2 separate regions of the Homo sapiens genome follow, and region 1 is linked to region 2. A link is a contact called in ENCODE Hi-C or POLR2A ChIA-PET data. All regions are on one chromosome and are shown on one strand. Each heading gives the region's core, a stretch centred on a gene start or an enhancer-like site at or near the end of the contact. The rest is flanking DNA. Distances are from core to core; before and after follow the strand shown.

Evidence for each region. Hi-C counts contacts between places; a loop is a spot of excess contacts on that map. ChIA-PET counts read pairs that join two places held with the same protein, here RNA polymerase II (POLR2A). Pooled maps may share reads with other maps.
Region 1: a pooled map shows a loop between it and region 2 (2.1-fold over the local background). The contact joins the promoter of MYO1C here to the enhancer-like site in region 2. A Hi-C loop is called at or near these places in 4 of 37 single-sample maps with no recorded cell type and 6 of 50 pooled maps. POLR2A ChIA-PET finds 5 or more read pairs at or near these places in 4 of 52 experiments (A673, BJ, Caco-2 and 1 more).

Annotation. Positions count from the first base shown.
Region 1 is chr17:1,488,213-1,494,229 of GRCh38, forward strand. It overlaps MYO1C (myosin IC), which reads right to left and starts at 4,474. Exons shown (of 32, transcript NM_001080779.2): 1 at 4,201-4,474. The coding sequence starts at 4,275. LOC105371483 (a long non-coding RNA gene) reads left to right here and starts at 4,575. Exons shown (of 2, transcript XR_934145.4): 1 at 4,575-5,413; 2 at 5,738-6,017. RefSeq lists silencers at 1-263, 2,810-3,249, 3,330-3,729 and an enhancer at 2,806-3,525.
Region 2 is chr17:1,215,066-1,221,921 of GRCh38, forward strand. It overlaps a transcript of ABR not described here. Among named protein-coding and RNA genes, the nearest start is that of ABR-AS1, 37 kb to the left of the region's middle. RefSeq lists enhancers at 1,282-2,279, 5,124-5,623. Within about 2 kb of position 1,251, at least 3 of the 41 ENCODE cell types and tissues checked have a DNase peak (open chromatin) inside an H3K27ac peak, as active enhancers do; they include GM12878, where a contact is called at or near this core.

The DNA.
Region 1 (6,017 bases), core at 3,224-5,723, 280 kb after region 2:
GCCCGCTTCTTCCAGTTCCCGGGCCGCGCCGCCGCATTCCCGGGATGCCCGCTGGCGCCCCCGCAGCCACCGCCCGGCGGCGGAAGGAGGGGGCGTCTCCGCCGCTCGCGGGCCCCAGGGCGGCTCCAGCACTGGCAACCCCCGGCCTGCCCCTCCTCACTGGACGGAAGCGCGAGCCCCGGGCGGGGAGGGAAGCGGGGAACCTGGGTGGGAAAGACGCCGCGGCTGAGGCTGCAGCGCCAGGCGCCTCCTGCGTTCTCCGCGCTTTCTTGGGTTACTCCTTTCAGTGACGCCAGCCAAGCCGTGAGGTCCGTATCATCACTCCAATGCAGAAGAACTTGAGGCTGGGCAGGTGACTTGTGCAAGGTCTCAGGAGGAGTGGGACTGGAACCCGGGCACTGGAACACCTTACTGCAGGGCTGCCCTGAGCCTCTTTGTGCGGTTATCAGGGCTACCAGGGCTGTGACCTTCAGTGACACCGTTCAGGCCCCTGTCGGTGTCGTGTGATTCTATTATGTCACATGTGGGCTTTAGGAGTGGGCCAGGGCCTTTGGCTCTGGGCCTAGAGGTTCCCTGCAGGCCATGGCCCCTGAGTGACATAGGAGACTTCTTCCCCAAGGCTGCCTCTGGGTCTTCTCCCACCTGGGGAGGCATTTACTGGAACCACAGGGGATGGGGTGGCCCAGCAGACCTGGGCTATCTAGTGCCCTTCAGCTCCTATAGGCCAGGTGCCTACAAGCCTGACTTCTGCGGACAGCGGAAAGCTCAAATGTTCCCCCAGCCTAAGGGCACACAGATCTTGCCATGGGGTAGGGGTGTTGGGGGCTGGGAGGAGGTGTCATCTGAGGCACCCGGGACTGCTGCTATAAACCGATGTCCACTGAGCCCAAGGCAGCAGAAAGGCAGCCACAGCTTGTCTCACGGGTGGCACAGAGCAGGGCTTCAACTTCTGTTTATTAAACAAATCTTAGATCTGGGCCTGGCTGCCCACCAAGGACCGTTCCAGACCTCAGGGAATTGTTGTGAAGGGAAATGGGGAGGAGATAGTGGCGACTTAGGGTCTCTACCCTGATTGCTCACAGGGCCTTGGTCAAGGACTGTCCATTCTAGCTACACAACCATGGATCTTTGGCTGCCAGACACCTCTGCCTGGGGGGTCCAGCAAACGTGAACAGAGGCAAGGTGCAGTGAGTGGCTCACACCTGTAACCCCAGAACTTTGAGAGGCCGAGGTGGGAGGATCGCTTGAGGCCAGGAGTTCAAGACCAGCCTGGGCCACATAGTGGTGAGACCCCTGCCTCCACTAAAATTTTTTTAAAAAGTTAGCCAGGCATGGTGTGTGCCTGTGGTCCCAGCTACTTGGAAGGCTAAGGTGGGAGGATTGCTTGAGCCCAAGAGGTTGAGGCTGCAGTGAGCTGTGATGGTGCTACTGCACTCCAGCCTGGGTACCCCAGAAGACCCAGTGTCAAACAAACAAAGAAACAAAGCAATAAACCCATAACATGTTAACATAAATTTGTATGGGGGAAAAAAAAAAGTAAACGGCCCAGGAGCGGTGGCTCATGCCTGTAATCCCAGCACTTTGGGAGGCCAAGGCAGGCAAGATCACTTGAGGTCAGGAGTTCCAGACCAGCCTGGCCCACATGGTGAAACCCTGTTTCAACTAAAAATACAAAAAATTAGCAGGGTGTGGTGGCACACGCTTGTAATCCCAGCTACTTGGGAGGCTGAGACAGGAGAACTGCTTGAATCCTGGAGGAAGAGGTTGCAGAGAGCTGAGATCATGCCACTGCACTCCAGACTGAGTGACAGAGACACTGTCTCAAAAAAAAAAAAAAAAAAAGAGGGCCTTTGACCCCTAACCTGTACTCCCTGTTTAATGTCCTTGTAGAGAGAAGGGTGGCACTGTTTGAGCTGGTCATCACAGCCTGGCATTAACAGGCCTGCTCTCCTGCCTCCACTCCTCACACCAAGTAGTCACGACCTGCTAAAACCTCACCTCCAGGCCGGGCGCGGTGGCTCAGGCCTGTAATCCCAGCACTTTGGTAGGCCTAGGCAGGTGGATCACAAGGTCAGGAGATTGAGACCATCCTGGCTAACACGGTGAAACCCCGTCTCTACTAAAAAAAAAAAAAAATTAGCTGGGCGCGGTGGCACACACCTGTAATCCCAGCTACTCAGGAGGCTGAGGCAGGAGAATAGCTTGAACCCGGCAGGTGGAGGTTGCAGTGAGCAGAGGTCGCACCACTGCATTCCATCCTGGGCAACAGAGCGAGACTCCATCTCAAAACAAAACAAAACAACAACAAAAACAAACAAAAACCTCACCTCCATCACTGCTCCTTACCTGGGCCAAGACAGCAGCCTAACTGGCCTCCTTGCCTTCCTCCTACCAATCCATTTCCTCTGGGGCAACACAAATCAAATCAACACCTCATGTTCATAGAGTGAAGGTTTAGGACACCCTCCATATGCCAGGCCCATGATTCACACTCACTGCTGCTTACCAGGACCCTGCCTATGAACTCCCGAGACCCCCCTGCTGTCCCCAGTTTACCCCACTGCTCCTGCATTCCGATGTGCCAGATGGCCCGCTCCAGTCCCCTCTCCCCCCACCCCTCCCCCCAGGAGGGGGCCTTCGCACCGTCGCCAGCCAGTCCAAGCTTCAGTGCCTGCACCTGCGGCTTCCCCAGCCCGGGGCACTCTCCCTGCCCACCTCACTGAGACTCGGCTCAGGTGTCACCTCCTCCAGAACCCCTTCCTGATTCTCCCAAACACGCAGCGCCTCCTTATCGCACCCCGCAGGAATCAGCTGTTTCCTTGTCAGTCCCTCCCAGGAGACGGCTCCCACTCCCTACACGCAGCGAGGCACACGGTGGGGCTCAGTCACCCCTTCCCGGACCCCTGGATGAATGAATGAATCTCAGAGCCAGGCGTGTGCGCGGGAGGCCGGAGCGTGAGGACTGAGGGCCGCGTGGCCATCCTCCTTCTCCGGCCACCCCGGAGCCCCCCGCCCGTCACACTCGGGGCGCGCTGGGCCCCAGGGGCGGAGAACGGGAAGGGGCGGGTTTAGGCGGCTTCTCCGGAACCCAGAGGCGGAGCAGGGCTGCGGGCGGGGCCCGAAGGGCGCGCAGGGTCCTGGGTCCTGCAGCCCAGGCCGCTCTTCCCCGCCTCCCGCTCCCCGCAGGTAAATCTAAGTCTCCACCAGGCTGCGCCGGCGCCTCCGGGTCGTGGGACCCCCCCCCCCCGCACGGGTCCACGCGGCCGTTCTTCGGCCCCAGCGATCCCCGGCCGTGACCCCTGCCTCGTGCACGGCGGCTCCCGGCCCGGCCGCCCGCTCCCCACACCCGCCCCCCGCGGCCGCCGTCCCCGCGCCCCGAGTACCCACCGGCGTGGCTCTTCCGGCGCGGGCGGGGCCGGGCTGGGCGGCGTGGCGGGCTTGGGGATCCGCGGCCCGGGCGCACTCTCCCCGCCCAGGGCCCGCCGGGGGCCGGGCCGCAGCCTGTCGTCATCCCGGGCAGGGCCGCGCACCCTCCGGCCCCGCCCCGCCCCGCCTCAGCCCCGGCCGCGTCCGCGAAGCCTCGGTGCGTGCGGCCCCCGCCTCGGCCCGTTCCCGGGGCCACAGCGAACACGCGCGCGCCCCTCCGGCCGAAGACCCGGCTCCCCGCCGCGCTGCTGGGGGCGTGGGGGCGCCCGACTTTCTCCCTCCTCCGGGCCCTTTGCATCTCCAGCCCCTTCCTGCGGGCCGGGCCAGGGCCGCGCTCCCCCGTTTCTACCCACCCGTGACCCTTCACCCACCTCCCACACCGTCCTTCTGTTCTGAGTCTTGGGCGGTCCCAGCCCTGCGGACTGGAGAGGAGCGGGGCGTTGACTGAGCCTGGAGCTTCCATGCCCTGGTCCTTCGACCTCACAGCAGCCGGCACTTGCCTTTTGTGCCCAGTATTCACGGTTCTGCCCACTGAGGTTCGGGAAGCCGGGGAAGAGTCAAGCCCAGACCTCCACTTCCAAAAATCCTGCTGCTAGTGGCCCTTGCATCCTTACTCTTCCACTCACCCCGTCTTGTTCAGTCTGTTCTGGCCCCGCCAAGGATCGGAACCCCTCCCCGCTGCTCAGCTCTTGCCCGAGGGCTCGCCTGAGAGGGGCTGCCCGGCCTTGGGGAGACGCTCCCACCCTCCTCCCAGCCCAGAGCATCCCAGCTTACAAGCTTGCAGGGCCTGTGGGGATGAACCACGCGGATGATCTCCCCGGTGGGTACCAGCTCCACTTGCAGCGCCATTCCGCCCTGCGGAGAGCCAGCGGCCTGGGCACCGCGGCCTGTGAGCAAGAGCTGCCTGCCCACTGGCGGGCTCCGACCACTCCGGGACCAGGAACCTACGGTCTAACGCCGGGATGGCCACTTGGTTCTGCTTCAACTGCAGCCCCAGGGGATGTGGCTGGTCCAGCTCCTCAGGACACGGCTGGAGCCGTCCAGGTCTGACTGGGAGGCCTCTTGGCCCGGATGGTTGGAGCAGGAAGAGGAGGGGCTGGGGATGGAGGAAATGCCTGTTGTCCCAGGTAACCAGAGGAGCCGATGCAGCCACCCATGGGGGACCCTGGGCTCCAGGTCAAAGGCTAGGACGCCTTTCCCCTTCCCCCCATCCCCACGGCAGCTCTATGGCTGGGCCCCTCCTCCTGCCCACTCTCTGGTACCACCTAGAGAGCACGGGGCCCACTCCCCAAACCAGACGGCATGCCCTCCCCTAGGCCAAGAGGACCCGTTAGTAGGCACTGGCTTTCCTGCACATCCCCTCAACGGGGCTGCCCCCCACAGCAGGTGAGCCCCCACCATGAGTTTGAGAGACCAGGGCTGCTGGGGCCTGGTCATGCAGGGCCCGGACAGGGGGCTGTCCCGCTGTGAGGAAGCTCTTGGCTTACCCTCCTCTGAGCCTCAGAGCTTGTGAGGTTAGTTCCTGGGTTCCCTGGGTGTGGGCAACCTCTAGCCCTGTTCATCCCTTGCGTTTCAACAGTACCCCCAGGTGACCCCCACCCCTGATGTTCCTGCTTTTCTATTTTTATTGTTGCTAAATCACAGCTGACACTTTCCTGGCCTGAGACTGAGCCCTCCAGTCTCCAGCCATTCCTTATAGGAAGTAAGAACAGGGAAGTGGATAGGGGAAACAGACCTTTCCAGAGGGAGAGGCTGGCATAGGAAGGGCTGAGTCCCGTGGGTGTGTGCTGGCACCGACAGCCCCATAGGCAGGGGCCTTCCCCCCGGCACCCTTCTCTCTCCCCACAGCTTCCCCCGCCCCGGAAAAGCTAGCAAGCCTTCCTTCCTTCCTCCGGGAAGCACATCTATCCAGAGCAGGCTCATCCCCGGCGGCCACACAATGGCCCTTATCAGCCGTGGAGCCAGGCGTAGACCCAGTGCACACCAGGTCTCACTTATTTCCTGTTTCCACCCAGTGGGTCGGGGTGGACCCAGAACGGCCATATCCTGACTGGGGCCCAGAGGACGGAGAGCACCCCCCATTCCCCTTTCCGCCTCTCAATCACTGCTGGGCTCACCCCTCCCACACAGGAGGCTGGGTGTGTGGCGACCTCAGTTCACCACGGGGGAGGTGAGCATGTGGGGGGACCCCTGGGGTCAAGCCCCGGGGCCGCATTAATCAGAACGGGGAGGCGGGTCTAGTGCGATACACTTTCTGCAATTGTTCTCCCACAGTAATCTTGAGAATAGGGACATCATCTGTATTTTACAGACTACTGAGACCGCTCTGCGGGTGGGTTCAGACCCCATTCCTGTTTCTGGTCCTGTGGGAAACCACAGGTGCCTGGAACTTTGAAGAGACTGTACCACTTCTCTGAGCCTTGGCTTTCCCATCTGCCCAATGAAGGGTGCCATGCAGTAACCCTCGTGATGGCTGTGCATGTGAGAAGGAACAGGTGGGCAAGTGAGGGCTTTGGAGGTCCCTAGGTATATGTGTTGGGGGCAGGGATAGGTTACCATGGGGGAAAACTCAGCAAGAAGGGGCTGAGGAG
Region 2 (6,856 bases), core at 1-2,500:
AGAAATTAGGTAGGCGTGATGGTGTGTGCCTGTAGTCCCAACTACTCAGGAGGCTGAGGCAGGAGAATCACTTGAACCCAGGAGGCAGAGATTGCAGTGAGCCTAGATCTCCCCACTACACTCTAGCCTGGGTGACAGAGCAAGACTCTGTCTCAAAAAAAAAAAAAAGAAAAGAAAGAGCTCTCCCTCTCCCTCTCTCTCCACGGTCTCCCTCTGATGCCGAGCCGAAGCTGGACTGTACTGCTGCCATCTCGGCTCACTGCAAGCTCCCTGCCTGATTCTCCTGCCTCAGCCTGCCGAGTGCCTGCGATTGCAGGCGCGCGCTGCCATGCCTGACTGGTTTTCGTATTTTTTTGGTGGAGACGGGGTTTCGCTGTGTTGGCCGGGCTGGTCTCCAGCTCCTAGCCGCGAGTGATCTGCCAGCCTCGGCCTCCCGAGGTGCCGGGATTGCGGACGGAGTCTCGTTCACTGAGTGCTCAATGGTGCCCAGGCTGGAGTGCAGTGGCGTGATCTCGGCTCACTATAACCTCCACCTCCTAGCCGCCTGCCTTGGCCTCCCAAAGTGCCCAGAGTGCAGCCTCTGCCCGGCCGCCACCCCGTCTGGGAGGTGTACCCAGCAGCTCATTGAGAACGGGCCATGATGACGATGGCGGTTTTGTCGAATAGAAAAGGGGGAAATGTGGGGAAAAGAAGGAGAAATCGGATTGTTGCTGTGTCTGTGTAGAAAGAGGTGGACATAGGAGACTCCATTTTGTTCTGTACTGGGAGAAAATCTTCTGCCTTGGGATCCTGTTGATCTGTGACCTTACCCCCAACCCCCGTGCTCTCTGAAACATGTGCTGTGTCCACTCAGGGTAAATGGATTAAGGGCGGTGCAAGATGTGCTTTGTTAAACAGATGCTTGAAGGCAGCGTGCTCGTTAAGAGTCATCACCAATCCCTAATCTCAAGTACCCAGGGACACAAACACTGCGGAAGGCCGCAGGGTCCTCTGCCTAGGAAAACCAGAGACCTTTGTTCACTTGTTTATCTGCTGACCTTCCCTCCACTATTGTCCTATGACCCTGCCAAATCCCCCTCTCCGAGAAACACCCAAGAATGATCAATAAATACTAAAAAAAAAAAGAAAGAAACTGAACACCTAAATAGAACTTACTATGTGCCAGGCTCAGCCCTTATATCAACTTGCTCAGTTCTCACAAATCTGCGAGGTAGGGAAGCTGTTATAACCCCCTGCTCCAGAGGAGGAGAGCGGGGCCCACAGGGGCTGTGTCATTTGCCTAGAGTCACGCAGGAGTGAGTAGCAGAGGCAGCCGCAAACCCAGCTCCGAGTCTTCCTCTGTTCCCTGCACTAGACTCACTCCTCTCACGTCAGAAGTGGAGAAAGGGGCCAGAGGAAAGCTGACGCCATTGGCAAAATCACGTCCAGCCTGAAGGGGCCCGTCGGCTCTAACTAATGCCTCCCATTCACATTGCCCATCTTCCCATCTTTCAAGAAAATCCAGAAATCCAGATTGCTAGGTAAAACCTGGTTTTAAATGGATCCAATTTTGTTTTAACCCTCTGTAGCCCAAACAAAGCACATCAGCAGACTGCACTTAGCCTGGGGCCGGCCACGTGCCACCCTGCTGTTGCAGCTGTCTCTAAGGACTGCGCTGTCCTCTGCCTGTCTAAAGACCCTGGGGAACTCTGGGTCTGGTGGCCAAAGGGGAGTCACCTCAGTGAACAACAGCTCCTTCAGCCCATTGATATGAATAATTAATTTCTGCGTGCTCACTGCCAGCCCACAAAGGTTACCAACAAGCTCGGCATTCAGGAAGCCACTCTGTGCCCTCTGAGACAATGAGGACAGGCGTGGGGGGATCCTAGGGGTGTTCAGGGAGCCCCATAATGAAGCCCAGCATGGTGAGCTGTGCTCAGAGAGCCAGCGGATGCCAGCCCAGCCTGCTGCCTAGGTGGGGCCACAGAGCATCATGGAGGCTCATTAGAGATGGGACATGCGGCGGCTTTCCCTGCTGTCAGCAGGAGTGGGCTCTGGATTCCTCAAGATGCTTTAAAATAAAACGGAAAGGCGCAATTATGCAGCCAAACAGAAGGCGAGGCAGCTGCCTACAAAACGAGGCTTTCTCCGTAATAGGACCCCAACCCCAGAGCACAGTGCGGCCGCCTCACCGTCCCCCCCAAGGCTGCAGCCGTGACGCGTCTGTAATTGGATGCTTCGCTGTTCCAGCTCTTGGATTATTCAAATTACAGGATTTTCAGTTTCAATTAAGGTTATGACCAGGCAACAAGATGAGCAAGATACCATGTTTCACCTTTATAGTCTATTTCAGCAAGAAGCATGGCCAAACTAGTAACAGTGGGGATAATCATAAAATTAACCAACACGTACTGAGTGGTTACCATGTGTCAGGTCTGGTTCAAGGTATGTTATATACATATTGACTTATTTAACCTTCACGCCAACTTACTTGACTATTGATATTATATTATCATCGTCCCCTAGCCTACAAATATAAACACTGAGGTGCAAAAAGGTTGAGGAATTTGCTCAAGGTCACATAGCAGTTAAGTGGCAGAGCCGTGAATCGAACCCAGGCAATGTGGTCCTAGACAGCGTGCTCTTATTTATTTTGTTTTGTTTTTTTGAGACGGAGTCTTGCTCTGTGGCCCAGGCTGGAGTGCAGTGGTGCAATCTCAGTTCACTGCAACCTCCACCTCCCAGGTTCAAGCGATTCTCCTGCCTCAGCCTCCTGAGTAGCTGGGATTACAGGCACGTGCCACCATGCTCAGCTAATTTTTGTATTTTTAGCAGAGACGGGGTTTCACCATGTTGGCCAGGCTGGTCTTGAACTCCTGACCTCAGGTGATCCGCCCGCCTCGGCCTCCCAAAGTGCTGGCATTACAGGAACGTGCTACCACGCCCGACTAATTTTTGTATTTTTAGTGGAGACGGGGTTTCACCATGTTGGCCAGGCTGGCCTCGAACTCCTGACTTCAAGTAATCCGCTACCTCGGACAGCATGCTCTTGATCATCACACCAGTAGCTGTTTTCATTTATACGGAGCTCACCACATGCCGGACCCCATGCTACATTATTTCATTTAACCTTTGCAACACCAAGTGAGGTACAATGATCCCCATTGTATAGAAAAGAAAATAAGCTTATAGACAGGTGAATTAACTTGGTTAAGGACACAAAATAACAAGTGGCTACAGCCTGGATCCAAACCCAGTTTCTCTGATTCAAAGCCAGGCTCTTAACCTTACTTGGTACGTAGTCCCAGCTCATTTAACTTACTGGCGTCCATAAAATTTAGGTCTGTCGGGAAAATTATCTAGTCCAGTCACCTTATTTTAAAGTGAAAAGCTATAGTCTGGAGAGGTTAACAGTTAGTGGTGAGCTGGAGTAGAGAATAACTTTGGCCCCAGAAAGAGCTGTGTTCCAATCCTGGCTCTGTCCTTTGTGAGCTGTGTGACTACAGACCAGTGACTCAATGTCTCTAGACTTGTTAATATAGAATGAGAAGAATGATCCTTAGTCTCATGGGAACATACTGATTAAAGTATGTGTGTAACCTACACTTCTGCTCAACATTCGGCATGCCAAAACCATCTCATTATAGTCAGCTGTCCCCAAATTACAAATGGACGATTTCAAACTTTGGCCGATGAGTCTGTTCTTTATGATTTGAAATAATGCTGTAAGTGATGAGTAGGTCACCAAGATGGGCCCCCAAGTCCAGTGAACAGAGACCTTGGAAAACTGCAGTGTACTTCTAGACTTCTCTGAATTCCTTATACATTCCAAATGTGCAAAATCCCCAAGGAAATCGCGTTTTTCAGAGAGCTGAGCAATCAGATCTTTAGGCCTTCCACCCTCACAAATGAAGTTAATATACTACTAGGTCAATGACATCAGGAACACAATAGGTTTGCATGGTGCTTAATTCTAGTATCCTTTTCTATCTGTTTGTTTGTTTGTTTGTTTGTTTGTAACAGAGTCTCACTCTGTTGTCCAGGCTGGAGTGCAGTGGCGCGATCTCGGCTCACTGCAACCTCTGCCTCCTGGGTTCAGGCAATTATCCTGCCTCAGCCTCTCGAGTAGCTGGGATTACAGGTGCCTGCCACCACGCCTGGATAATTTTTGTTTTTTTTAGTAGAGATGGGGTTTCACCATGTTGACCAGGCAGGTCTCAAACTCCTGAGCTCAAATGGTCCGCCTGCCTTGGCCTCCCAAAGTGCTGGGATTACAGGTGTGAGCCACCACGCCCAGCCATGGCCTCACACACCTGGCTCATGGGTGACAAGGAGGATCCTTCTCACTATGTTAGTGATTTAATAACCTTGCACCTGCAGCAATGAACCATCCTGTAAGGCTGATCATTTTCCTTTGCATAAGCCGTCAAGACTGATGATGTGCATCTGGATTTATTTCATTTTTGCGGTCCTTATTTTTTCTTGCCATGGCTGGTTGTATAGCACGATGTGCCTATGTGACCAGCCTCCCATTAAAATCTCAGACTAATACAAAAGTTAGCCAGGCACAGTGGCCCTCGCCTGTAATCCCAGCTACTCAGGAGGCTGAGGCAGGAGAATTGCTTGAACCCAGGAGGCGGAGGTTACAGTGAGCCGGGATTGCCCCACTGCACTCCAGCCTGGGCGACACAGCGAGACTCCATGCCCCAAAAAAATAAAATAAAATAATTGATTTTTAAAACTGAGGAAAGAATAACCCCACCACTTAGCACTAAGAGATCTTGGGCTTGCTGGTGGACCAGTCAGAGCCTCAGTCTCCCCATCTGCCCAATAGGAGGCTGTTCTAAAAATTCAACGTGACAGCGTAGGTAAAGCACTTGACCTAGTGCTTTGCAGAGAGTAGGTACTGGAGTATCTTTATACTCTAGTTCCTTCCCAGCTCTGTGTCAATAAAAATTTTAAAGTGGCCGGGCGCGGTGGCTCACGCCTGTAATCACAGCACTTTGGGAGGCGGAGGCGGGCGGATCACGAGGTCAGGAGATCGACACCAGCCTGGCCAACATGGTGAAATCCCATCTCTACTCAAAATACAAAAAATTAGCCGGGCGTGGTGGCGGGCGCCTGTGGTCCCAGCTACTCGGGAGGCTGAGACAGGAGAATGGTGTGGATCCCGGAGGCAGAGCTTGCAGTGAACCAAGATCACACCACTGCACTCCAGCCTGGGCGACAGAGCGAGACTCCGTCTAAAAAAAAAAAAAATTTAAAGTAATCATTTTTCTCAGCAGTTGAAAAACGCGACGTGAGGTCCAGGCAGCCTCCCCTCAGACAGTGTTATCTCAGGCCGACTGTAGCGAGCGTCGAATGGGAAGACAGGAACAGGATCGCTGCGGAAAGACTTGCAGATTTACTCTGCAGCTACGCGGTGCAGAAATAACAGGACAGACTCACGTGGTGTAAATACAGCTACACAGAGCGGTGGTGCAAAGTCAGGTGGTCACGGGGATTTCTGCTTATGATTCTAGTATGGTATACAGAGCCCAGTTTCCAAAACAGCCAAATCTGCCCCAACACCTGGACGACGAGTCCCTGTGACTACAACACAGCCCTGATGTTTGGAGGTGACCCACTCCCCACCCTCCTTGCAATGGGTTCCTCAAAACCAGAACAAGCTAAAAACGAACCTTACACAACCAGCATTTTCCAGCACAGTAAACCAAGGCAGGGAATGTATTTTTTTCACTGAACTTCTCATTCGTGACTATTCTAAAATCAACCAGGAACTTATCGAGTGCCGGCCATGAGCCCAGCCCTGTGAAAGATACTGTTGTGGGAGAGAAAAGGGGTCTAAACGACGGTCCCCGCTTTCCAGGAGTCAGCTAACCACTCAGTTTGAGAGCAGCTCTTCACAGTAAACATGTAAAAGGCTACTGCCTTGCACAGGGCCGTGGCTCCGTTGTTATTTGTTTACTGACTCAATAAATTAATAGATGGCATAATAATAAGACAATTGTGCCGTGTGGGGCCCGCTCTAAGAACCGCAAGATGGGTTGGAGTCGTTGGAAAAGGCTGTGCCAGAGGCCACTAGCTGCCTACGCAATATCAATTCTTCTATTTTTCCTTGTAACAGAGCCCCTATTTTACTTGAGGTGGCCATACACCCAGATAAAATACTGCATTTCCCAGCCTCTCTTATACCTCGAGGTGACTAAGGAGATAAAAACAGAAACTGTCAAGAGAGGTTCCCAGGAAAGTGCCTTAAAAGGCAGACAAACAGCCACCACTCACTCTTACGCTCCTCTTCCCATTCTTCTAATTCCTGCCTGAAATGTGAATGTGATGGCTGGATCTCCAGCAGCTATTTCGGACCAGGAGGTGAGCTTGAGGACAGAGAAGCAGAAAGACTGAAAAGCCTCCATTCCTGATGATCATGGAGTCACCATACTCTCGGCCGGACTGCTGGCCGCTGGAATTCTGTTACATGTGAGATAAATAAGCCTCTATCTTGTTTAAGCTACTTTTTTTCAGTTTTGTCATATACAGCAAACCCCTATCGACCAATCCCAGGTTCCACGGAAAATCAGCCCTTAAAGGAGGGGTTGGTTTGGGGGCTGGTTTGGGGAAGTCAAGGCGGGAGGGCTCTTCAAACGCCAGAAAGGGCACGGGAAAAGACGCCGGATGGAATGAGCAATGGCAGAAAGGATCTGCGTAGAAAACAGAATATAAGAAGCCAGATGGTGGCTTTGCAGACGCCAAGAGAGACAGGGCTTGACGGGGAAGCATCAGGGACCCCAGGGGACCTGGAAAGGTTGTCTTCCTCTGAAGATGCAAAACACCTCTGGAGTAGGGACAGCGGTAAGTAAAAAAGGAGAGAAAGGCA